Linked DNA regions of Homo sapiens: region 2 is linked to region 1. Evidence: read pairs that join two places in POLR2A ChIA-PET (ENCODE). Cell type or tissue: IMR-90. All regions are shown on one strand. Each heading gives the region's core, and the rest is flanking DNA. Links, peaks and the distances in the headings are about the cores only. Region 1 overlaps LOC124906243 (a long non-coding RNA gene). Region 2 overlaps LOC124906243 (a long non-coding RNA gene).

What was found. Peaks named below come from ENCODE experiments on the same cell type or tissue, not always from the same donor. Only the 100,000 strongest peaks of a DNase experiment are listed, where the experiment ranks them.
Region 2: POLR2A ChIA-PET joins it to region 1 with 5 read pairs; 4 of 35 experiments call an interaction of 5 or more read pairs at or near these places.

The regions. Positions count from the first base shown.
Region 1 is chr3:55,198,759-55,211,514 of GRCh38, forward strand. The region is part of intron 2 of LOC124906243 (a long non-coding RNA gene); the gene reads right to left. Among named protein-coding and RNA genes, the nearest start is that of LINC02030, 22 kb to the right of the region's middle. In IMR-90, for the core only: no CTCF peak of the experiment used is centred there; a DNase peak (open chromatin) is centred at 7,393; H3K27ac peaks cover 136 bases.
Region 2 is chr3:55,334,734-55,347,489 of GRCh38, forward strand. All of the region lies in intron 1 of LOC124906243 (a long non-coding RNA gene), which reads right to left. Among named protein-coding and RNA genes, the nearest start is that of LINC02030, 110 kb to the left of the region's middle. In IMR-90, for the core only: no CTCF peak of the experiment used is centred there; no DNase peak of the experiment used is centred there.

The DNA of each region.
Region 1 (12,756 bases), core at 5,277-10,276:
GTTAAGACAGAGGATCTGTGCTGAGGCCTCGGAATTTGTAGCATATTTTTAGCCCAGGCAAGTCATACTGTAGGGGAGTACATGTGGAAAGAGCTGGCAGTGTTTGAAGACTTAGTGTTAGTCTAGTGTGAGCCCAAGGTAGGAGGCAGCCACTGGAAAAGGTAATTTAGTCTCTGGTGTGAATCGAGATATGGTATCCAGGGCATAGGAGATAATAACGTCATGAGGCAGAGCACACCTATTGTGTGTGTAAGTTCCAGGAACTAGCAGTTGAGAAGGTGGAGGTGAAGGATGTGAAGGGTCTGGAGACAAACAATTGTCCCTTCATCCCAAAATTTTGAGAGCAGGCTATATGCAAGGCATAAGGGTCTTTATTGGATATGCAATCAATTTGACTTTTGAGCAGGGGATACAGATATTAAACCAATTCTCACACAAGCGTAGAATTAGGAAGCATGGGCTGTATAATAAGGGAAAGGGCAGAGTGCTGAGGCAGGGGGTAATAGGAACCCTAAGAGAGACTAGTTGTCTGGGAAGGCCTCTGAGAAGGTGACAGTTTAAACTAAGACCTAAGAGGTCAGTGGGAGGCAGCCTCTCAGTAAGTGATGGAAGAGCATTTCAGGAAGAGGGAACAGCAAGGACAGAGGCCTGGAGGTGGGAAAGAGCCAGTTGGGAATGGAGAGGAGAGTGTAGCTGGAGCTTCGTGAAGAAAAGGCACTGTTAAATTTTCAGGTAGGGAGGAGGAGGACGTCTCAGGGCATTAGGCCAATTTAGAGAGTTGGGTTTCAATCCAAGTTCCATGAAGAACCACTGAAGTGTTTTAAGTAGGGACAAGATAGGATTATTTATATTTTCTGCTTTGGCTGCCATGGACATTAGAGGAGTCAAAATATCAAAGGCTAGCTATGAGGCTACTGCAATAATCCAGATGAAAGGGGATGACAATAGCACTGAGCAAAGGCTGGAAGGCCTGGAGAGTTGAGTCCTGGATAAACAAGTCTTAGGAAGGAATAGAGTGCTTGCCTTCTCATCTCCAAGGAGCCTGGATGTGAAAGAGGGACTTACTAGACTTACCCTCAGTCTTGCCCAGGAAAGAATAAGTAGCAGTGGCAGGAAGCTATTGAGGAGGAGGTTCCACTCAACACACAGAACTTCCAAGCAGGCAGGCATATCTGCTCACAGCTTGGGCTTCCTGGAGAGCAGGAAGTGTCCTAAGACTGGAGATCTTCACCCACAGCCTGGATCCTGCCTTCCAAAGCATATTGTAGGTTGGGGCTTCCAAAATCTTATTCTACAGCCTTACAAAATCAAGAAATGCTCTGGGAGCAAACAGTTCCGTAGTCAATTAAACATGAGACATATGGTATGCACTGTACCTGTGGTGGGTCACCTCATGCCTGATCACGTTCATCAACAGCACTGAGAAGTCCTGCTGCTAAGAAATTAACTCAGCAAAGTTTAAGCCACCATTTTTCAAACTTATTTGGCCATGGAACTCTGTGTGTACCTGCCTGTTAATATTCTGTGAAACTAGTGGTCCCTGGAACATCCTTTACGGAACATTACTGTAGAGAATTTATATGTAAGTTGAAGGGTGGATTCTAACATTTCTCCCAAGCCTACAGTCTGATGTTCTGTATTAGGTCTCATTGATTCTTACAGTTTCCTTTCGCAAGTCAGATATTTCTGATAGGAGAGGAGTTCCAGTGTGGAGAATCGTAATGCATGTAAACAGTGTTGTCTGTGGATTTAAACCTTATTCTCACATTGACTAGGTCAGTGTTTTGAGTACTCTTTAATCTCTGAATATCTGTTTCCTCATTTGTAAAATGGGAAAAATATTAGTACCAACCACAAAAGTTGTGGGAATGCTTAAATTAAATTAAAGGACAGCAAGCATTCAATTATCGGCAGCATAAAATCAGGAAGGCATAGCCCTGGGGGTTACCATTACCTAGTAAACCAGGCCAGTGATTTTGAAAATACAGCATGCATACCCACATCAGCACCAGCATCCTTTGGAGGACATGTTACAGTACAGGATGCTAGGCCCTCACCAAGACCTTCTGATACAATGGACCTGAGGTGGGGCCTGAGAATTTGCACTTCTAACAAATTCCCAGATGATGTTGATGCTGCTGCTGGTCCAGGGACCATACTTTGAGAACCACTGGACTAGATGGGTGCTCAAAATATCTGCAAACTCCTTTCCACTCTGGCCTACAGGATCAGGCTTAATTTATAGGTTAGTGAGACAAACCCAGAATGACTTTATTGTTATGTAATTTCCTTCTTGGGGCCCAAGCTTGTCTCTAAAAGAGAGCCCCTTCCCCACCCCACAGGTGCATTAGTGTGTATTGGGGAAGGATACAGGAAGTGCGAACACATTCTGGAGGGGGAGGATCATGCTGGCCTGCACATGGTGAGGCCCCTGTGGTACAGATGCGCTGAATCAAAGACCTGTCTCCCATTTTCCCTCCAGGCCTGGCTTGGCTCCTGGAGAGGCAATTAAACTTTGGTTCCATTTTGAGCCTTTTTCCACCCAGTTAGGAGCCTCTCTGGAGGATTTTCCTCCTTTCTGGGAGCTCCTGAAAAGACAAGCCCTTTTCTTTGGCTTGTCTCCATTATTCCCAGGGGTTTATGCATTGAATTTTTTTTTTAATACCCACCCTTTATTTGTGGATTCAAAGTGGTTTTGCAAGTTCTGACACTTTTCCTGGTACCATGTTGAAGACAGAGGCTGAGGAGATGATCTGAGGGGATGCAGTATTTATGAACTATGATATTTTCTAAAAACACCTGGCATTTATATGAACTAGGGTTTTTAATAAGGTAACCTCTCTGAGTTTGGCATTCAAATAGAAAACATGCGTATTGTGCTTTCCTTGCATGTGAGGAATCTCGTTGAAAGTACCCAGCACTCAGATAGTGTTTTTGTAAACAGTGATGATTTTAGTCTATGGTGAATCCTAAATTAGACACAACATATGCGATATTGCAATATTTAATAATTTCCCTCTGTTTATTTTCGTTCAAGGAGTTTAATAAATGGGAATGTCATCTTTGTATCACATCACCCCGAAGGACTTTGCTGTGACAGTTGTAATGTGGTGCCCGGAAGGGTGAAGGAACCACATAAAGTGCCCAGAGCAGATGGCTGATGGCCGGCTCCTCACTGGTGCATGCCCAGTCTCCCCAGCCCCCAAGTCCCTCCCCGCTAGCTGGATTCCTGTCCTACCATAGGAGACTTGGAGCTTCCAACAACATGCTAATATTTTCTTTTTAAATAAAAACGTCACTTTTCTGGAAGGCCTAATATAAACAGCTTCTACTCTTAAGTCTCCAAGAAGAGATGCTGGAAGAATGGTTTCTTCAAAGGCAAAAGAATCGCAAAAGGGTTTATACAGCAACTGTATGTAAACTTGGGCAAGTTGTTTAGACTCTCCACCTTCGTTTCCTCACCTGTTAAGTGGGTGGTGGTTGCAGTGGGGTTGCTCACAGAGAATACTTTCCTGCTGGGTCTCCTGAGAGGGATGAAATGAGATGTTGTCTGTGATGTGTCCAGAACACAGTGGAAGCTCAGAAAATGGTAACTTCTTTCCTTGGCATTTCATTTGGTTTCTCATTTCCTCACCATCCTCTCATGTGCTCTGAAATCATGGCCAGAGTTTTCATAAATGGTTTTCCTGCCTAGTTTTAAGAAACAGCTTCTTTTCTGAGCTTTGAAGTTCCCAAGAGACACACAATCCTCTAGCAAACCTCATTCACTAAGACTCATCCATATGAGTCATGGATTTTCTCTCTAGGACCTGAGCATGGTGAGTTCATTTCAACATCATCTTAATCCCATGTAACTAACAGCGGTAGAATCAATAAAACCCACGTGTAATGGGAAGACCACAAATCTATTTACCTGTTTGAATCAGGCAAGTACCTACCCTGTTGGTGCTCTCATTAAACTGGGAAAACACTTTCCACACCTGGAAATATGAACTGGAAATCTCATCATGAAAGATTTTCTCAATAAATCCCAGGCGTCACTACATTGTGATTCTCAGGAAAATTTGACCCTTCTTTGTTTTGGTCTGGACTAGAGTCAAAAGCATCTCATAAATGAAAAATCATTTTCAGAAGGCCTGAAAATGTAGGGCCATTCATTCCAATTGCCACTGGATCCTTTTCATTGTGCTAGCTTCTTTATCGGTAGCATTTTCTTAAAAAAAAAAATCAATGCTCAACTGACATGAGGCCAAGTTGGTTGACTATGGGAAAAGAAAGTATTGTGTGAAAGAAGAGATTACAGTCGTTGAGAGCTGAAAAAAGTGTAGGAACTGAAAATCAAGAAAACGGCCTGGAAATTATGCTTGTCTATTTTTTTTAAAGACAGGAATGAATGAGTTTTCCAGGCCCTTGAGTTTAATTAAAGTCAAAGGAATATTTCAAAGGTGAGTCAGAAAAACAGCAGGCGAGACATTGCAGTGGCCGGGATAAGAGACTATGGAGAGTGTTGTGGATAGACAAAGCCAGAAACAAGGAAAGGAATGGACAGGAAAGCAGGTGGAAACAGAGGGGCAGGGTGGGGGAAGAGGGAAGCAGAGAAGAGGGAAGGGGAGAGGAGGAGTGAGAGGAAGAGTTTAAAATGTTTTCATATATAATATTAATATATTTTTCTTCACACCAATGCAATCATAAAATATATTTTTAATGGACAAAGGGGCCCCTTATTAAGCTGATTGCTTCCTACCTCAAACCAACCCACACCCCATCTGCTTCCTCAGGACCATGGGCCTCTGTGAGAGACCAAAACCGGTACCAGACAGACTACTCCAGTGGTTCAGAGCCACTTGGCCCTCCAACTGCAAAACTTGAATCCATTTTAAAAGCTTTACCACACATTCTTTATACAACGGCTTTGAGAAATTCCATAATAGGCTAAAAAAATTGCTTTTATCTACTGATGCTTATAACCCGTCTTGCAAAATGACTCAACCTTTCTCTCGGGAGTAATTTATCCTCCAACCTTTTATCCCTGATAAATTAACCATTTTAATCAAACTATCTAGCTTGAGCATTTTGGGTTGCTGTGTTTTTTTAAAAAAGCAGAGGGAGGGGTGGGGGAGGACCAACCAACAAACCAGATGTGGTTGTCTCCAGTTTCAGTTGTTAATGTACAATAAGTTGCAGGTTTCTTATAGTTTCTCGGGGGTAAATCACAAACAAGAATTAGCACATCACCAGCCCAGCTTCCTCTCCCCAGCCTGTCTGTTTAAAGTTAAAGTGAACGACGGATTCAAATATCAAAGGCATATTGCCCCTAAATGAGCCAATCAGCTCCACATACAGCTGGAAACAAGAGCAGGGGATCATGTTTTTCGATCAATGGACAACTCTTTGAAAGTTTTAATTATACATGGTAACCGTTTATTTTAAGCTAAATAATTTTTGCCACTTCTATGTGGGTGACACACACTGCATGTCACCCAGCCTAATCTCTGTCTCAGTCTGCAACGGGTGGTATAAAAATTATATGGATACTATGTTCTAGCTTCTTTTCTGTCATTGTGTCCATCTTTTAAGGGAATGGCAAATGCTTGCTATATAATTGTTTGAAGAAATCAATTTTCTGAGAAAGAAATCTGTCTGGGTTGACCTGACAAGACAGATTAGAATTGGTGCCCTTGGAGTTGGCAATCTTGTTACTCATCTATGAGGACTGTTTTCCAGGGAAGAGGTGGGCAGTTTGAGATTGGTTTCAGGCATCAGTTGTGGGGAGAAACAAGTTTGTTATCTGTTCCTGTCAGGGAGATGATGGCCTGGATCCCAGGGGTTCAGGCTCTGGAGATCACTGCAATGAATCAGTTGTGAGGCAAGCCCTTGAAGCTTCTGCTCTGTGTGATGCAATCTTCCTCACCCATTTGATCTCCCACCCCCAAGTGATAAATCGCTTCCTCACATGGGGAGATATAGTGGACAGTGTGGATTTGTTGGGCCAGAACACAATCACCCTTAGGAAATCCCTCCTCCTTCCCTCTATCCATGTGCTCTACCCCTTCTCCCTACAGGATGAGGTGTGATGACCGGCCCAGTCATGGTCAAGAGCCATCCCTCAGGTGAACTTCTAAGTGGGATTCAAGGTGTAGCAAGCCTATCCTTCCACAGGACTCCTGTATCCTTTGGAATCAAGCCCAGGATTGGAAATCGGGGATACAGCTAGTGAGGAGATGTAGCCCAGCCTTTGAGAACAGACACACCTACCATTCAAGCAGTTGAGTGACATTGTGCAAATTACTCAACACTCTGAGCCTCACTAATCCTATAAGTCAAATGGGGACAATATCTGCCTGGCAAGGCTTTCTTTTTGAGATGGAGTCTCGCTCTGTCACCCAGGCTGGAGTGCAGTGGCATGATCTCGGCTCACTGCCAGCTCCGCCTCCGGGGTTCTCGCCATTCTCCTGCCTCAGCCTCCCAAGTAGCTGGGACTACAGGTGCCCACAACCACGCCTGGCTAACTTTTGTATTTTTAGTAGAGACGGGGTTTCACCATGTTAACCAGGATGGTCTCAATCTCCTGACCTCGTGATCCGCCCGCCTCGGCCTCCCAAAGTGCTAGGATTACAGGTGTGAGCCACCACGCCCAACCCTGGCAAGGCTTTTTTAAGAACCAAGTTACTGCATGTAAAGTTCTGGAAATACTGCAGTTAGAAAAAATTAATAAATGCAGATATAGTCATATACCAAATTAGTAAGCCTCCTCAGTCAGTGATGGTAAAATGGGGTCACGTTTATGTTTAACTCCCAAATGTCCAGGATCCTAATTCTGAGTACTGTGTTGATTCTACCTTTCCAAATACCCTAAAATTTTCTCTGAATTTCCCTAATTGCTCTCTCCTGTGTGTTCACAAAATGATCTGAGAACAACTCCAGTTGGGATCCTCATCAGGTAGAATCCACTACATTTTTCTCTCTTTCATTGTCACTGCCAAGGGTGCCCCTTCTTAGGTGACCAGAGTCCAGGCCAGGGATATTGTCCCTGATGTTCTCTTTATCATTGCTCCCTAGGGTGACCCAGTGATGCTGGGTCCTGGAGGCAGTGAGGAACTACCTGGGCCTCCGATTCATTTCTTATTTCCTAAAGCAACTCAGCAAACTCCAAAGAATCAGCAGCATTCAAGAATAATCCCATCTCCATTATTCTTCACCCTTCAGAAAACAGAATCTGCCCAACATGACTGAATAACACCAGCTCTAGAGATAGACAACATCTTCAAATTTGTGGCCATTTCTCTCTACACTCAACAAAACCTCCATGGCAGCCTCACATGTCAGAAACCTGAGACTCAGTCTCGGTCAGGTCACACATGGTATTTGAGCCAGCTCTTCATTTATCAAAACAAACACAGAGTGTAGAACCCACCCACAACCAGTGACCACATGCTTGGAGGACAGAGAGATGGATGACATATGGGTTTGCAGAGGTCAAGTGGCCTCCAAGGAAGAAGGTGAATATGATTTGTTGGAGAGCAAATAAATCAGCTTCTTCCCTCCTCCCTTTCTTACACATGTCATGTGATATATAGGTTTTTCTAACAATAAAAACAAATTATGATGATAACAAGGTCAAGGTATAGCATTTATTATAACTCAGTTTGGCTTTATAAGGAAATACAGGTATTAGGTCAATAAATAATTTGGGTATGTATTGAAATTATCATCAATTGATATTACATCTTAGTATTTAAAAATGTATAAAAATTCCTTTTTGTAATATCAAACTTTAGACACATGTAAATAATTAAGCCTCTGTTAATGTAGTGGGGTCAAAAGGTATGTGCTTTGGGAAACCTATTTAATTTTTACAAACAAAACACTAGCAATAAACACTAATACAATAATATATTAAAACTCCCTTGGAGTTATCTTTCCAGCCCTTCGAAGCTAACTTTGTGCTGTGGTTGAGAAAATCTGCCCACTAAATCTATCAGTAAATGGCTAGTTGTGTACCAGTAAGATTTCAATAAAATCTTGCATGAAATGGGTCTCACACTTACAGCAAAATGAATCTGAAACAATTAAGAAGGGATATAAGGTCCATGGTGCTATGAAAGGCTAATTTCAGGAGGCGGCAACCAGGCACCCAAGGAATATAAGGGACATTTCATGGAGCCCACCCCTTCCAGCCACAAATGGCTGCTCTGTGTAGATGCTGCTGAAGGTTCTCCACTCTAATGGTGAGCCCCAGACATTAATACCTCACCAAACAACAGTTTTTAATAAATTATTACTGCTTTTCCATTTTCTCTTAATTTTATTAGTCTTCCATATCCTTCTCTGCTAAATTAATACTTCTCTATTTGTTGTATTTCATCTCTATTGAGGATGTATGACTGCTGACTGCTTCACCATTTCAAATGAATGAAACTGGATTATGTCTGTTTCCTTAATTACCCCTAATTTTAGTAGAGAGGTGGCCTCCAGAATGCCCTCCAGTGCTGTATGATAAGGGAAGAAAGCTCTGAGAACTGAGTCTGGAAATCTGACCAGGCCTACTGAGCAGGGGAAGGCTGAAAGTGCCCAGGTAACTTTTTCCTGAAAGGGTCTAGGGTGAGGACAGAGTGGTGGAGAGAAATGCAGCAAGTCTGGAAGAAACCAGATGTCCTCACTGACCAACTCAGTTCAGAGAAATTATTTAGTAAAAGTAATTTAGGAAAAGAAGCAATAAAAGTTCTATTAATATTTTGATGTGAAGGGTCTATTGTGTTTATTGTTGTTTCAAACTTTTATTTTGAAATAATATAGATTCACATGTAGTTGTAAGAAATAATACAGAGTTCTTTTAGTACCCTTTGCCCAGTTTCCTCCACTGGCAACATCTTGCAAAACATCAGTACAAAAAAGCAGGATACTGCCATTGATACAGTCTAGATGCAGAATACTTACATCACTACAAGGATCCCTCACATTGTCCTTTTTCTAGCCTCACTTCCTTCTTTGCTGTTCCCTGGAAACTACTAATCTGTTCTCCATTTCTATCATTTTGTCATTTTATGAATGTTATAAAAATGGAGTCATACAATTTGTAACCTTTTGAGATTGGCTTTTTTTTTCTCTTCCACTCAGCATAATTCTCTGGGGAGTCATCCAAGTTCTGTGTGTTGATAGTTAATTCCTTTTAATTGCTGGTATGATATGGATATGCCATAATTTGTTTAAACCATTGAAGGACATTGGGGTTGTTTCCAGTTTGGGATTTTTACTGTGAATAAGAATGCTATAAACATTCATGCACAGGTTTTAGTGTCAACATAAGTTTTGATTATTCTGGGATAAAAGCCCAGGAGTACAATTGCTGGGTCAATGGTGGTTACATGTTTAGTTTCTAAAAAAACTGCTGTTTTCCAGGTGGCAGTAACATTTTACATTCCCTCCAGTAGTTTATGTGTGACTCAATTTCTCTATATCTTCAACAGCATTTGATTTCGGCATTATTTTTTATTTTGCTGATTCTCATAGGTATGTTGTGATATTTCATTGTGGTTTTGTGTTTTCCTTATGGAGAATGATGCTGACCACTGTTTTATGGGCTTATGTGACATTTGTATATATTCTTCAATATAGTGTCTTTGCATATATTTTGCCCATTATCTAATTGAATTGTATGTTTTTAGCATTTTTAAAATATTCTAGATGCCAGTCATTTAGTGGGTATGTAGAGTGGAAGTATTTTCTCCAAATCCATACCTTGTATTTTCATTATTTTAAGAGGGTCTTTTGAAGAAAGAAAGTTAAAAATTTTGGTGAAGCTCAATTTATCAATATTTTCCTTTTATATATTATGCTTTCAGTGTTCGATCTAAAAACATTTTGCCTAGTCCTCGATCTTGAAGATTTTCTTTTATGCTTCTATTCTGAAAGTTTTACAGTTTTACATTTTATGTTTAAGTCTGTGATCCATTTTGAATAAACTTTCGCATAATGTGTGTGGTTTACATCAAGGTTTTGTTTCTGTTTTTTGCCTGTGGATATTCAATTGCTCCAGTACCATTTGTTGACAAGGCTATTGCTCCTACACTGAATTGCATTTACATCTTTCTTAAAAATGATCAAGTTGTACTTATATGGTTCTATTTCTGGGTTCTTTATTCTGTTCCATTGATCTATATGTTTATTCCTTTACGAATACTACCAGTCTTGATTCCTATATCTGTATAATAAGTTTTGAAATTGAGTAGACTGATACCTCCTACTGTATTCTACCTTCTCAAAATTGTTTTGGATATTCTAGCTCCTTTGCCTTTTCATGTAAATATTAGAGTAACATTGTCTATATCTACAAGAAATCTTGTCGGGATTTTGAATTAAACTTAACATTAAATGGAGGTGGAGCCAAGATGGCCGAATAGGAATGGCTCCAGTCTACAGCTCCCAGCGTAAGCGCTGCAGAAGATGGGTGATTTCTGCATTTCCAACTGAGGTACCAGGTTCATCTCACTGGGGAGTGCTGGACAGTGGGTGCAGAACAGTGGGTGCAGCGTACCATGCGTGAGCTGAAGCAGGGCGAGGCATCGCCTCACCCAGGAAGCACAAGGGGTCAGAGAATTCTCTTTCTAGTCAAAGAAAGGGGTGACAGATGGAACCTGGAAAATCGGGTCACTCCCACCCTAATACTGTGCTTTTCCAATGGGCTTTACAAATGGCACACCAGGAGATTATATCACGCACCTGCTTCAGAGGGTCCTACACCCACGGAGCCTCACTCATTGAAAGCACAGCAGCCTGAGATCAAACTGCAAGGCAGCAGAGAGGCTGGGGGAGGGGCGCCAACCATTGCTCAGGCTTGAGTAGGTAAACAAAGCGGCCGGGAAGCTCGAACTGGGTGGAGCCCACCATAGCTCAAGGAGGCCTGCCTGCCTCTGTACGCTCCACCTCTGGGGGCAGGGAACAGACAAACAAAAGGCAGCAGAATCCTCTGCAGACTTAAATGTCCCTGTCTGACAGCTTTGAAGAGAGCAGTGATTCTCCCAGCACTCAGCTTGAGATCTGAGAATGGGCAGACTGCCTCCTCAAGTGGGTCCCTGACCCCCGAGTAGCCTAACTGGGAGGCACCCACCAGTAGGGGCAGACTGACACCTCACACAGCTGGGTACTCCTCTGAGACAAAACTTCCAGAGGAATAATCAGGCAGCAGCATTTGCGGTTCACCAATATTCGCTGTTCTGCAGCCACCGCTGCTGATACCCAGGCAAACAGGGTCTGGAGTGGACCTCCAGCAAACTCCAACAGACCTGCAGCTGAGGGTCCTGACTGTTAGAAGGAAAACTAACAAACAGAAAGGACATCCACACCAAAAACTCATCTGTACGTCACCATCAACAAAGACCAAAGGTAGATAAAATCACAAAGATGGGGAAAAAACAGAGCAGAAAAACTGGAAACTCTAAAAATCAGAGCACCTCTCCTCCTCCAAAGGAACGCAGCTCCTCACCAGCAATGGAACAAAGCTGGACAGAGAATGACTTTGACGAGTTGAGAGAAGAAGGCTTCAGAAGATAAACTACTTCAAGCTAAAGGTGGAAGTTTGAACCCACAGCAAAGAAGTTAAAAACCTTGAAAAAAAAATTAGACAAATGGCTAACTAGAATAACCAATGCAGAGAAGTCCTCAAAGGACCTGATGGAGCTGAAAACCATGGCACGAGAACTACGTGATGAATGCACAAGCCTCAGTAGCCAATGAGGTCAACTGGAAGAAAGGGTATCAGCGATGGAAGACGAAATGAATGAAATGAAGCGAGAATAGAAGTTTAGAGAAAAGAGAATAAAAAGAAATGAACAAAGCCTCCAAGAAATATGGCACTATGTGAAAAGAGCCAATCTACGTCTGATTGGTGTACCTGAAAGTGATGGGGAGAATGGAACCAAGTTGGAAAACACTCTGCAGGATATTATCCAGGAGAACTTCCCCAATCTAGCAAGGCAGGTAAACATTCACATTCAGGAAATACAGAGAACACCACAAAGATACTCCTCGAGAAGAGCAACTCCAAGACACATAATTGTTAGATTCCCCAAAGTTAAAATGAAGGAAAAAATGTTAAGGGCAGCCAGAGAGAAAGGTCGGGTTACCCTCAAAGGGAAGCCCATCAGACTAACAGCTGAGCTCTCTGCAGAAACTCTACAAGACAGAAGAGAGTGGGGGCCAATATTCAACATTCTTATAGAAAAGAATTTTCAACCCAGAATTTCATATCCAGCCAAACTAAGCTTCAGAAGTGAAGGAGAAATAAAATCCTTTACAGACAAGCAAATGCTGAGAGATTTTGTCACCACCAGGCCTGCCTTACAAGAGCTCCTGAGGGAAGCACTAAACATGGAAAGGAACAACCGGTACCAGCCACTGCAAAAACATGCCAAATTGTAAAGACCATGGAGGCTAGGAAGAAACTGCATCAACTAACAAGGAAAATAACCAGCTAACATCAAAATGACAGGATCAAATTCACATATAACAATATTAACCTTAAATGTAAATGGGCTAAATGCTCCAATTAAAAGACACAGACTGGCAAATTGGATAGAGTCAAGACCCATGAGTGTGCTGTATTCAGGAAACCCATCTCACCTGCAGAGACACACATAGGCTCAAAATAAAGGGATGGAGGAAGATCTACCAAGCAAATGGAAAACAAAAAAAGGCAGAGGTTGCAATCCTAGTCTCTGATAAAACAGACTTTAAACCAACAAAGATCAAAAGAGACAA
Region 2 (12,756 bases), core at 3,507-8,506, 130 kb after region 1:
AGAGGTTGTTAAGGTCATACCTCTCTGTGTATTATACAAGTCTGTGCCCCTAATGAAAATTCCATTTCTTCTAAATAGGCTAATTGAAGGACCTCTTCTTTGAAAAGGCCAGTCTGTGTTCTAAAAAGGGCTTAATGAGGACACGGTTATGACAAACCTCTTAAGAGACAGAGCAGAGAGATTTATAAAAACCTACAGAAAAATAGCAGGTAGTCAGGCCACTTTAGGAGGAGGGAGCACTAAGGAACCTACAGTACTGGAAGAAATAAATGGGAATGCTGAGAATAGGAGGGTGGGCTTCTAAATAAGTATACAGGCTGAGAGCAGGTAATCAAATGAACAGTTACAGTATTACAATGGCAGCCTATGGCATTTGTTAGCACTGGGTACCTGGTGCTAGGTAACGTGCTCATGTCAGTCCTTGAAGAGAGGTGTTATGATTTTCATGATTCTTCTAGAAGGAAAAACTGACTTTCAGGCAATTTGAGGAACCCCCCCCCAAGACTTAAGATTTCACAGCTGTTAGACAATGCAGACACATATAGACCCAGAACACCTGGCATTGCACATCCAATAGGGCATTGCCCCATCCAGTGAAATCTGGTGACCACTTATGCCAGAATCACAGAAGGGCCTAATAGATTGGCCTTTCCTAGGCTTTGGTGGACATGCAGAATCAAAATCTGCATGTGGCCCCTGGAGATCCACGTTCCAAAAGCTCCTTGGGTGATATTGAAACACACTCTTGTTTAAGAACCAGGCAGTTAGGGGCAGTGAGTAGATTGGGTTGTTTGGAACAGAGGGTTTCTAAGAATCCAGGGGCTTGAGATCTACAGGAATTTTTTTTTTAATCAGCACTTCCAGAAGAGATGAGGGACAAAGCCCACTCTGTAGAGTGCTGGGAGGACTCCATCTATGCACAATGTTAATGGTTATTGATCTGGATGTGATGGAGTAAACCTGCTGCATCCTGCCTTCCTCAGGTACCTGGTTTAGCACACTGAAGTCAGGAGGGAGACTGGAAAGAACTGTGTACAGATGAATGCAGAAGATCCCAGCTTCTCAGAATGAAGATCGTGAACTCAACAGATTTTAGCTTCAGGGAGCAGAAAGTAGAAATGGAGATGGGGCCAGGGACCCAGGAGTGCCTACTCCAAAGGTTGGCCATGGTCCTGTGATAGTCCCATACAACTTCCAAGGTCTAAAATCAGCGTCTCCATGGTAGAGTTGTCACTGATGAAATAACAGCATTACCTGTCAGGAAGAGAGGCCCAAATATTTTCCATGGTCCTGAGGACTCATTCTGAGAAAGGCAAGCTACTGAAAGGGCTTCTCCAATTCCTGGCATTTTCTTATTCCCAGGCCCTGATGACAGAGGGGTCTTGGCCCTGAATCTGCCCTTGTGAGTCCTGCACAATGTCCTTTGTGCCACTGGCTTCATCAAAGAACTGAGCCTCCACCAAGCGGCTGTAATCTGAAGGCAGAAGGTACAGTGGGGGTGAAAAGGAAGTGAGCTTTCATCTTCCTACGGAGGGATGCCTATACTTTGCTCCCACTGGCCCTTCTGTTGGACTTTGGATGGAATAGTGGGGCATTGTTGGGGACAGTCTGCCACCACCCAGCCCCCATGGGCCAAGGGCTGGGAGGCTTCTGCACATACACTCTTTGGCACTAGTCAACAGGCCCCCAAGCTGCAGCCCTGTGAAGGCCCCTCCATAAGGGTTTGGAGGGCTGATGGTGGCAGGGCAAGTATCCTTTCTGGAGGAGGAGGAAGCAGGACCTGCAGGCCCTCACCCCTGTCCTTGAAACACGGAGGCTCTTTTCCTGGTTTGCCTAGTTGGAAGGGAACATCCCAGTTTGCAGGAGACATTTTGCAGGCTTGGCCACAGACATACTTTTACACCTGGTTGTATAAAATATGCAACATTGCAGAGGAGTTCTAGCCAGAGCACTTCAGTGACAAACTGGCACAGGGACACACACAGTCAGGCACACTCATGCACCCTGCCCTCAAGGGGCGTTCCATGTGACACAGGCCAGTTAGACGCAGGATGTGCAGACCAGACAGACACAGACCCAACGGTGAGACTGAATGTTTATTGGTGGGATGAGGTGTGTGCAGGTCACTCTGCAGGACCCAGTGCTGGTGTGGGCATTTGGTGGAACAGCCTGCTGAAGGAGGGGCAGATTTCCCCAGATCTGGTCCCAGCCCCTTGGTAGGCACACTCTAGCTGCAATACATTAACAGAGGAGAATGCAATGAGTTCTCCAAACTACTCTGCTAAAATGCCTCAGCCCATAACCAGGCTCAAATATTTGTCCACTTGGACTCAGTTAATTCTGCAGTGCAGCAAACTGCCCAACAGATGTTTTTCAGATGCAGCCTCCTCTCATTATATAGGGTGCACTAATCTCCCCTAAGAGGCTGAAACCATCCTTAAAAATAAGTGTGTGTATATGCGTGCATGCATGTGTGTGTGAATGAAGGGGAGAAAGAGGCAGAGAGAGAAACAGAGGCACAAAGACAGAAGGATGGACACTCACCACACTGATCTTCCCAGAAATGGCCCACACTCTAACAAATCCAGCACAGCAAATTGAGGCATTTCCAAGGAAAGAAGCACATGTGGTCACCACAGAAACAAAGCTGCACACAGCAGGGTTAATCTTCGTGCAGCACACCTGCAACTTCTCCACAGCAGGTGGTGTTGTTTGGTTTTGCATACCCATCCCCAAACAGCATTTGAATTAATATAAACGTATCCTAGCTGGTCTTTATGGCAACAGCAGCAATATGGTGGGAGGGACCTGCTCAGATGGAGGTTGGCATAATGCCTCCTTTGTGTCATCCTTCCCAAGGGAACAGGGATGGCAAGGCCATCCAAGAGGGCCCTGGGATGGTCCCCCAGTCCATCGGTGGCCTGCACTTGGGTAAGATAGGCGCAGGGGACAGGGGTGTGGTCAGTGACTCTGTGGCTGTAACACATGCGAGGCAAGTGGGCTTTAGAGTGACAGAAGTGTAAGGATGGCCAAAAGGAGCTTTGCTTCTTGCCAAAAGTGATGCGTTCAAATAAAAGCAGAAAGAACCTGCAGGGGGCAGGGGCGCTGGGCAGAGTTGGTGTGGGAGTAGACCGACTGCAAACCCAGGAGGAAAGCAAATGTTTCCATCAGCAGGGATGAGGAGGAAAACTTGGCATGGAAAAATACAAGCTTAGTGATAACCAGCTTATGAGTTTTTGCCGTGGCTGCAGAAGAGGGAGGTAGCAGCGATAAGGCTACAGACTGTAATGTTTGCTTATGAACGAATGAAGATGGCTAAGCTGCGTGTGCAGCTGAGCTCCTCTCTTCCACTGGACACAGAAGATCCTAGGGCTACACAATGAGTAAGGCAGACATGTAATCTCCCTTCCCTCTTCTGTTTTTGACAAGTGAGAAAGCTTTACAGAAGCACACATTTCAGACAGTGGAAAAAAAAAAAGTATGGTATAGCCTCAGGATCCAGAGTTATGGCTTCTACCACCATATCCATCTGCACCAAATAAACTTAAAAAACACATTCCGTTCAGTTCACAGAAGCAATGGGAACCATAGCTTTCTCTCAATCCAGTGGCCTTACAAAAAAGTTAGCTAGTAAAGTGGTCAGTGGCCTTATTAGTAAAGAGTTCCTTTAGGGCATAGACTCCTTTCACTAGCAATTTTGTATATACACTTGTAAGAATATTAAGGTAAGTGAATATCAGAAAAGGATCAACTGGTCAAAGAAATGGTGTGCTAAGCTTTAGGATCATTTTGATAAGAAGTACAGAGGGATTGGGAATGTGGGGTAGAAGGTGTATTTACTTCAGGGATGTGTGCCCAGGTGGTGGTGGTCAATGAAGGCTTCCCACAGGAAGTGAGATGTAGCTCAGTCCTAAAGGATAAGTGGGTTTACCGAGTAAAACTCAGGGGAAGGAAGTGGGTTCAGTTTTGACATAAAAGGAAGTATTCCAGGTGGAGGGGGAATTGGACAGCCAAAGGCTCCAAGATCTCAGAGAACATGGTATGTTGAAGAAAGAACTGAAGGAAGTTCAACGAAGGGAGGTGGCAGCGACGCTGAGAGGTGAAGGTAGACCAGGTTCTAAAGGGCGCTGTCGGCTATCCTAAGGCATCCGGACCTAGTCCCAAGAGAAGGAAATGACTTTTCTAGCTTCACTGGTAGCGATGGAGATTGAAGGTGTTCCAAGTAGGCTGCATGAATGGCCTTGGAGAGGAGGTTACCAAGCTAGAGGAAGGTGGAATTATCTAAAATCATGATTTCCTCTACCCTTTCACACTGGCTGTCAAAAGATAGAACTTTAGGCCAAAGAAAAACGGACCAATTGCCTGAAGGGTTGTTAAGTGGCTGGCATTTTTTGTCCATTTCATTTTTGGGAGCACTGCAGGAGAGGGAAAGGATTTATGCTGGAGAGGAGGCATGGGTCCCCGGGAATTGCAGGTGGATGCTGTCTTGTGTAATAATGTGGAATACCTGGCAGGGTGGCTGAAAGTGTGTGTGATCAATGGATTGATGAGAGTGGCAGCTTTTGGGCAGACAGGCTGGCTCTTTCTGAGCTCTATTCAATCTCACTTTAGGGGGTGCCAAGAGGCAGCAATGCTGAGGTTTTTTTGTGGCTTAATGGTAGATTTCTTGATCCTTTCTCTCCCATTCCCTCTGCTGACTCGGATACAGGCCTTATAGACTAAATGGAAAATTATGGTGGGGAGTGAAGGTCACCTTAAAGTATGTGCCTCATCATTAACAAGCCTTGGGCCAAAAGGGTGAAATTCTAACTCAAAATCTGGAGTCCCAGCTATCTGCATTGCAATCTCAGCATTGCCCCTTCCCAACTACGTGACCCTGGGCTATTTACCTCACATCCTCATCTATGAGATAACTGCAGATTATCATTATGCTACTTCAAAGGGTTGTGTATGGTGAGGGTCAAATTTGATAAGGCATATGAAATGTTTAGCACAGGGCCTAGCACAGTTCACACTAAATAAGTGATCGTTGCTGTTAATTTTAATACTAATACAACTATTACTAGTAGTAGTAGTAGTGTTAGTGTTAAAATCTTCAGGGCATCTTAAGGCTGGGGAGACCCACGTTTACTAATAACTAGAATTTTGGCTGCCCAAGAAAATGCTGATATGAACCATCACACATTTTGCCTACAGGACGCCAAGAGAAATTACAAAGCCACTGTAAAACCACATGCCAGTCACATGGGCAATCAACACCAATAGGAGGGGTGAGGCTGCCAAAGCTTGAGTTCAGTTTTCACTTTCTAACTAGTGGCGGTGGTGGTATTAGGGGGCAGTGTGAGATAGAGAGTTGTGTGAAGTGGTATAAATAGAATACGTCTTTTCATAAATCCTGGGCAACCACATGCTATAATGAATGACAGAATAAAAAGGAGCCACACAGGGAGGTGGGGGAGTTGTCTTCCCAAACACATCAACATAAAGCACTTTCCACACATTTCAGCACCCGGTGAGATCTTTACGTGCTGGGAACTCCACATACTTTGTGTGTCATGAGACAAGAGTAAAGATAGGACTTTTATAGGCTTTGGCTTCCTGAGTATTTATAATGTTGTACCAATTAGGCGGCTGAGAACCCAAAATCATGAAAGAGTCCACCTAAGAATCGGTGCCCTGGAACAGCCTGCAGAAAAGCTTGTTCCAAATGCCACAAGCAGGAAGGTATTGTGCAGTCCAACTTTTAAACACATAAGGCTACCTACAGTTTCCATGTGTGACTTTACCAAACTGGGTTCATGCCATGCATGCTACTAGAGGTCTTTTCTACTTGAAAATGTATCTTGGAGAATGGGATGGTTAATTTGATGTGTCAAGCTGACTGGACTAAGGGATGCCCAGATAGCTGGTAAAACATTATATGTGGGTGTGACCATGAGGCACTACTAACACTACGCTCATTTCTAGATGAGATTAGCAGTTGAATCAGTAGACTGAGTAAAGATCCCTCTCACCAACATGAGTGGGCATCATCTATCCATTAAGGGCCCAAATAGAACAAAAAAGGCAGGAAAAGGGAGAATCTACTCTCTGTTTGAGCTGGGAAATCCATCTTTTCCTGCCTTCACACTTCGTCCTGGTTCTCAAGCTTTTGGACTTGGACTTTGGACTGAATTACACCACTGGCTTTCCTGATTCTCCAGCTTGTAAGTGGCATACTGTGGTACTTCTTGGCCTCCATGACTGCATGAGCCAATTCCAATTCTATTGGTCCTGTTTCTCTGGAGGACCCGACTAATACAGAGAGTCTTGCATATCAATAAGTGTAAAGAATCTTCTTATTTTAGATCTACAGAGGGATCTATTGTAGGATGCAAACATTTTTTGCCTAAATGTAAGTCATTACCTACTGTTTCATTCTGGATGAGGCTAAATTATGTTGCAGTAACAACTCCAAAACCCTAGTGGTTTACCATAGTCAAGGGTAGGCACCCATCTCAGGTTGTGCTATTTTGCCTACTTGCTCTCCAGAAAGATTATGTCAATCTATAATCCCAATGATGATGCAGGAAGCCTCACACTCCTATGCTTTAGGAAAGACCAGCAAGAGTGGGTCAATAAAAAGCAAGGCCCTGGCAGAGCCATTTGGTTGATGTCCCCTCCTCTGTTCCTCAGCCTCATGTCATATCTTCTTCCCATCCACAGAATCTTAGACATTCTTTAAAGAATGCCTCTTTGCAGACACTGGCTTTCTTGTTAATTATTCTGTGTCATGTTGGTTCCAAACTCATGGGCTTATGAGGGATGATTCCCAGACAAAATGCAAGCTCTTCAACTCCATCCCCCCGCACCATGCAAATATGTGCCTCTTGTAGCCAGCAAGACTTTTATTTTCATAACTTAGTCATTAGCTCTGTGCAAAACTATGAGTGGAGAAGATGAAGAGGAAGAAGCGGGAGGAAAAGATGACAAAGAGAACATTCTTCAGAAATCACCTCCTTTCATTCTGAAGTTTTAATCATCCCTGATGACTTTTATCTTAAAAAAAAAAATACTGCCTCAGAACAGATGTTCCCAGCCTCATTTGACCTGCACATGGCCATGGGATAAGACAAAATGCAGGGTCTAGGCTACTGAAGAGCCATAAGGAAATCATTTTACCAACAGATAGCATCTGTCCACATCAGTGCTTGGGATGCCCCAGCAACAGTGACATTCTCCAGGAACATACAGACATAGACTTGTGTTTTCCAGTGGTCGTGGCAACTGATGTTCCTCTGCTGTGTTTCTTCCAACTGCTGCCAAAGCTCCTCTGACTGGGGCTGGTAGGAATCTCACGACTACAGCTGACCCTCACTTTCCCTTGTAATGGCCTTCACGTCCCCTGTAATCAGAGTACATGGGTTTGAACCCCAATTTATTAGGGGCCAAGGAGCGTAGACGGAAAGAAACTAGGGCTCCAACCTCAGCTCCTCTGCTTCTTAATGGTGAACTCAGTGAGTTATTCTTCCTGAATTACACTCTAAAAATGATGGGTGACAGAAGCTCTCCTGCTGAGATGTTATACAAATTAAATGAAGTTATAATGTAAAGCTCACTTAAGATGTGATATTCTGAATGTACCTGACACAGAGCATAGCATTGAACAATTTTTAATTATCTCAATGTCTTACTGTGTCCACTGTCTCTACTCTAAGCCTGGCATATCACTTCACCCCAAAACAAATATAATTGACTCCTACAGGCTTCCCCTCTTGCCTCTTGAATTCCACACTGCACACCCAGTGGAGACATCTGTCATGCATTCATTCATTCGGTTTTATTCTATGGGAGCCCATCTAGCCTATTAACTGGCATCTGGAAGGTCTAGCTTAGTGTCCTAGACCCCTGAGTTATCCAATGTGTAACCTTGGGGAAGTTACTGAGACCCATCAGCCTCAGTTTCCTCATCTGTAAAACAGGAATAATAAGATCTACCCTATGAGAAAGTGATTTTAAAATCTAAGTTTGCATAAAATCTATATAGGAAGCTGTTTAAATGAAGATTCTTGGGCCCTGCACATTCAGCAAGATCTGGGGAGTGCCCAGATAACTTTATTTGTAATCAACCCTCCATGTGACTTACCTGTCATACTTTGAGAAGCCTGCTATGAAGATGGAATTGGATTTTTTCCTGTCAAGGGAAAACTACAGTGCCTAGCACATAGTAGGTACTTTACTAGTAAATGTAGCATTCTACAGATCTTTGGACCAATCAAAACTGCTTTACTATGTTCTAGGCACTGTGGTAGATGCTAGGACACATCGGTGACCCAGAGAGATGCAGTTCTGCCATGGAGTCTAGGAGGGCAAGCAGACAAGTATCAGAATACTTGAACAAGTATCCTAAGTACTATGAACAAAGAAACACACGGTACTCTAAATCACTGGGAAAATGATTCCGACTTTATACTTCCCCCGAAAAGCCCCCATCACTCCCACTCTCAACCTTAAGACCCACTTCCTGATCCACGCAGGCAGTGGTGTGCTAGAGCCAGCGCATACCAGCTAGGAAAGGCTGATTGTTTAATATTCAAGAATTTTGTGAGCTGAGTGACTTCCTGTTGTTAACTTGCAATTACCCATATTGGGAATCTTTACACCACAGAAATCCACAAACGCTGCAAATCAGAGTTCTCTTTCCAACTCCAAGAGCCAGTTATTAAACATGTGTTAGCACCCCACAGCATATAGGTTATCTTGCCACCCCTTCCCTGTTCTTTGCCTTTTTCCCACAATATTTGTACTGGTTTGAACTCTACTCACACCTCCAAATCCAAAACTGTCTTGGAACCACTCAGATGAAATCTCATGCCATGTTTAGATTCTTTCCCTGGGAGAGTGGTTGAATGCCAGGTCACCAGTCCCACTGGCAAGGATGCTCATCTTCATAATGAATTCCACCTGCTGGGCACACCCACTGCCTCTTGGTGGATAAAGGAGGGAAATTTCCCCTCAAGTAAAAATGACATCTTCTGGAATTTTTCTCATCTCTCTGAAGTCAACTGCCTAACTCCCTCCACCACTGCATTGGTCTCTTGGGTCATGATGGCAGAACAAGCTGTTTCTAACAGTCCCTTCAACAGGGGTGATATCACCAGCCAGGTATGTCCCTGAACCCTGGGAGGGAGGAATGGTCAGCTTTGGTAGCCCCTGCATGAGGTCTTCTAATCAGATCACTGGTTGGCCCCACTATGGGAAATTCTTTTCTCTTGTACAGAACATTCTCTCCTTCCCAGATTCCCTCTGATAAAAACTCAAAAGGAGACATGCCAGGCCAGAGAATTTAAACAGAAGGGCCTTAGACAATTTATCTCACACTTCAGCAACTTTGCAGTTTATATTTGTAAACCTCACTTATTTACTTGTCCTGTTTTTGTTAAAGTAAACTCATTTGGAGTCACCACATAAAAGGGTTTTGTTTACATGGCCTCTGCCTTCAGTTTAGATTCCTGGTTTAGTCTATTAAAATGAGCCTGATCTTATTCTCCCAAAGAATAAGGAAACTCTAAATAAAGTTTTGAGTCTTCCAGACATAGATACCAGCCCTAAGATTTTGTACCAAATGCTCAGAGTGTGGCAAGAGAAGGGTGGGGAGGCAAATAAGGAATTTGTGAGAGGCCCAGAACTGGAGTCTTTAGAAATCAGTCTTGACTGGGCTCTGGAGGTTAGGATTTGGGGCTTGTCAAAGCTTTCTGGCCCAGAAACAATGACAGGCTTCCTTCAGGATGGAGCTGTGAGTTTGTGACTTGTGTTCTTTCAGTGGGGTCAAAGGAGGGTTCTCAGAATCTCACTTCCTCCCTGTTACCTAATATTCAACACCCCCCAGAGTCAGTGCTTCATCACATGCTTGCTGGAGAGGGTCTTAATCCTACGCAAAGGTCAAAAGAAGGCTGATTGGCATTCTATCACTTGCTCCTACCTCCCTTGGGGGTGTGTGTGAGTGTGAGAGAATGTGTGTGTGAGAGAGAGAGAGAGTACGTTTGTGTGTGTGTGTGTGTCTGTGTCTGTGTGAGAGTGTGTGTGTGCAGGATGTCTCTCTGGAGCCTCAGGGGCAGAGATCACTGCCATGGGAATTGCCATTTACATGAATGGGCAACTGGAGATAACTGGTTTATTTTTCTCCTCTCCCTCTGGCTTTATTCATTGGTCTGGGTGATGAGAAGATAAGCCACCTCTTAGGGAAAGAGTTAAACAGAAGAGACTCAAGAGCCATGAGAACTTGCTGATGAGTCTTTCTTCAAGCTTTGAGACTCCTTCTGTGGAATCTTTGGGGCACCTTCTCCCAAACACCATTTTTTCTGCTTTTCACATGGCTAAGTGCAACTCACGGGTAAGGACCTCTGTGCAGAGGAGCTTGGGAAAGGGACTGCTCTGTAAGCAGCCCCTTGTTGGGGACGGGGGAAGAGTTCATGGACAACAATCAATAGGGGAACTTAAGAAAGTATGATGATCTATTTTATGGAGCATTATATGACAGTTAAAAAGAATCAGACCCATCTGAGTATACTGAAAGAGAAAGGTCTCTGGGACATACAGTTCATTTCAAAAGAATACATGCAACACAATGTCATTTATATTACAAACAAGAACAGACTCAAATTCCAAGGGCATTGTGCTGAGTGGAAAAAAACAAGCTTAAAAGATCAAATATTGTATGATTTCATTTATGTAACATTCTCAAAACGACAAAACTATAAAGATAGAGAACAGATTAGTGGTTGGTTGGGTGAGAGAGTTGTGGAATGGAGAGAAGAGTATAAAGGGATAGGTGATGGAATAATCTGTTGATGGAATAATCCTGTATCCTGATTGTGGTGGTGGTTATACAAGTCTACATATGTGATAAAATGGCATAGAACTATATACCCACATTTTACCAATGTAACTCCCGGTTTTGATATTGTATAGTTACATAAGATGTAATCACTGGGGGAAACTGGGTGAAGGGTACAAGGGATCTCGTTCTACTATTTTTGCAACTTCTTGTGAATCTGTAAATATTTCACAATAAAAGGTAAAAGTCCCAAAACAATGCCATATATTTCTATAGATATATTTGTAAGTAAATGAAAACAAAATAAAAACTGAAAAGATGTACACCACACCAATTGCTGTGATCATGTTGTCATTAGGAGAGTATTTGGAATTAAGGGCTGGTCAAAGGGTGCTTAGCCTTATCTGTAATGAGAGATACTTTTTCAACAGAAATGCATTTGAGTATTTTCTGCATAGTTAACAGAAAGTACTATTAACTTTGTAGAGTCAGCCAGAATCAACAAACATTGACTGATCATTTACTATGCGCTAAACACTGGGGCTGGAGTAGTGAAAAGCCAGCTGCAGTCCCTGTCCTCATGGAAGGATGCCCCAAGCTATGCAAACAGCCATTAAGCAGATGGTCACACCTGTGATGGTTGCCAGGCCCAAGAAGCATCATGAGCTGTGAAAACGTGGAGCAGGGAACCTAGAATTTATTTCTGTGCCTCCACAGCCAGCCTGTTCCCAGCAGCTACTCACTCAGTCACTCATCAAATGTTTGCTGTGCCTTGTTGGACCACCCTGAGGAGGTGGAGATGAATGAAAGAGCTTCCTGCCTCAATTAACAGAGAGCACATTTAAGAGATTGACCATTTATCAGTCTAGGCAATGCATCTGCCTTGGGGTGAGACTTCTAAAAGATGAGGGAAGCAGGCTGAACCTCTAGGACCTGGGAGAATGATGACAAGGCAGTCATGTGCTGGAGCCAGCCAAAAAGACTCACAAGAGCCCATTGTGGGCTCCTCTGGAATTCTGTGAATCAAGTATTAAACATAGTCATTATTAAAAATTAACTTTTGGCCGGGCACGGTGGCTCACGCCTGTAATCCCAGCACTTTGGGAGGCCGAGGCGGGCGGATCACGAGGTCAGCAGATCGAGACCATCCTGGCTAACACGGTGAAACCCCGTCTCTACTAAAAATACAAAAAATTAGCCAGGCGAGGTGGCAGGCGCCTGTAGTCCCAGCTACTCGGGAGGCTGAGGCAGGAGAATGGCGTGAACCCCAGGGGGCGGAGCCTGCAGTGAGCCGAGATTGCGCCACTGCACTCCAGCCTGGGCGACAGCGAGACTCTGTCTCAACAACAACAACAACAAAAAATTAACTTTTATATATATACTTAAATAACTTATATTAAATACAAAGATAAATGCTAAAGAGCCATCCCTTTCTAAGTATTTTACTACATTTTGCTGTTACCTATATTCTTGAGGTTATTTACATCTTTAGCATCTGTACAGTGAAAAGACTTATAATAGTGGGCTACTGTGTAGCTCTACCCAACTCCAAGTTCAATGGTGTCATGCTAGTAGCTTGAAACTAATCATGGTGGGAGCATTTACGCCACAGATACTAGCAAATGCCAGGAGTCTTTACCCCACCCCCAAAAAGTTAGTTGTTAAACACTTGGCCAGATCCCTATTGCCTTCTTGGACCCAGGGTACATTCTGTGGAGGGTATCTTGAGTCCGAACTGTTGAAATATTCATGTACGTTTCGGATCTTCTCCTTTAGTGCTGAGCACTGGGCCAGGAACACAGCAATTGTTCAAGAGCTCATTAATGGGCAGGAAAGAAAAAAGCCAGACACCAGATATTCCCCTCATTCTTTCTAGTGGCTTCAAATAATACCTTGTGTTCCTCTTGCAGGTAATATCCTTTTGCCCTTCATCTTTCTTT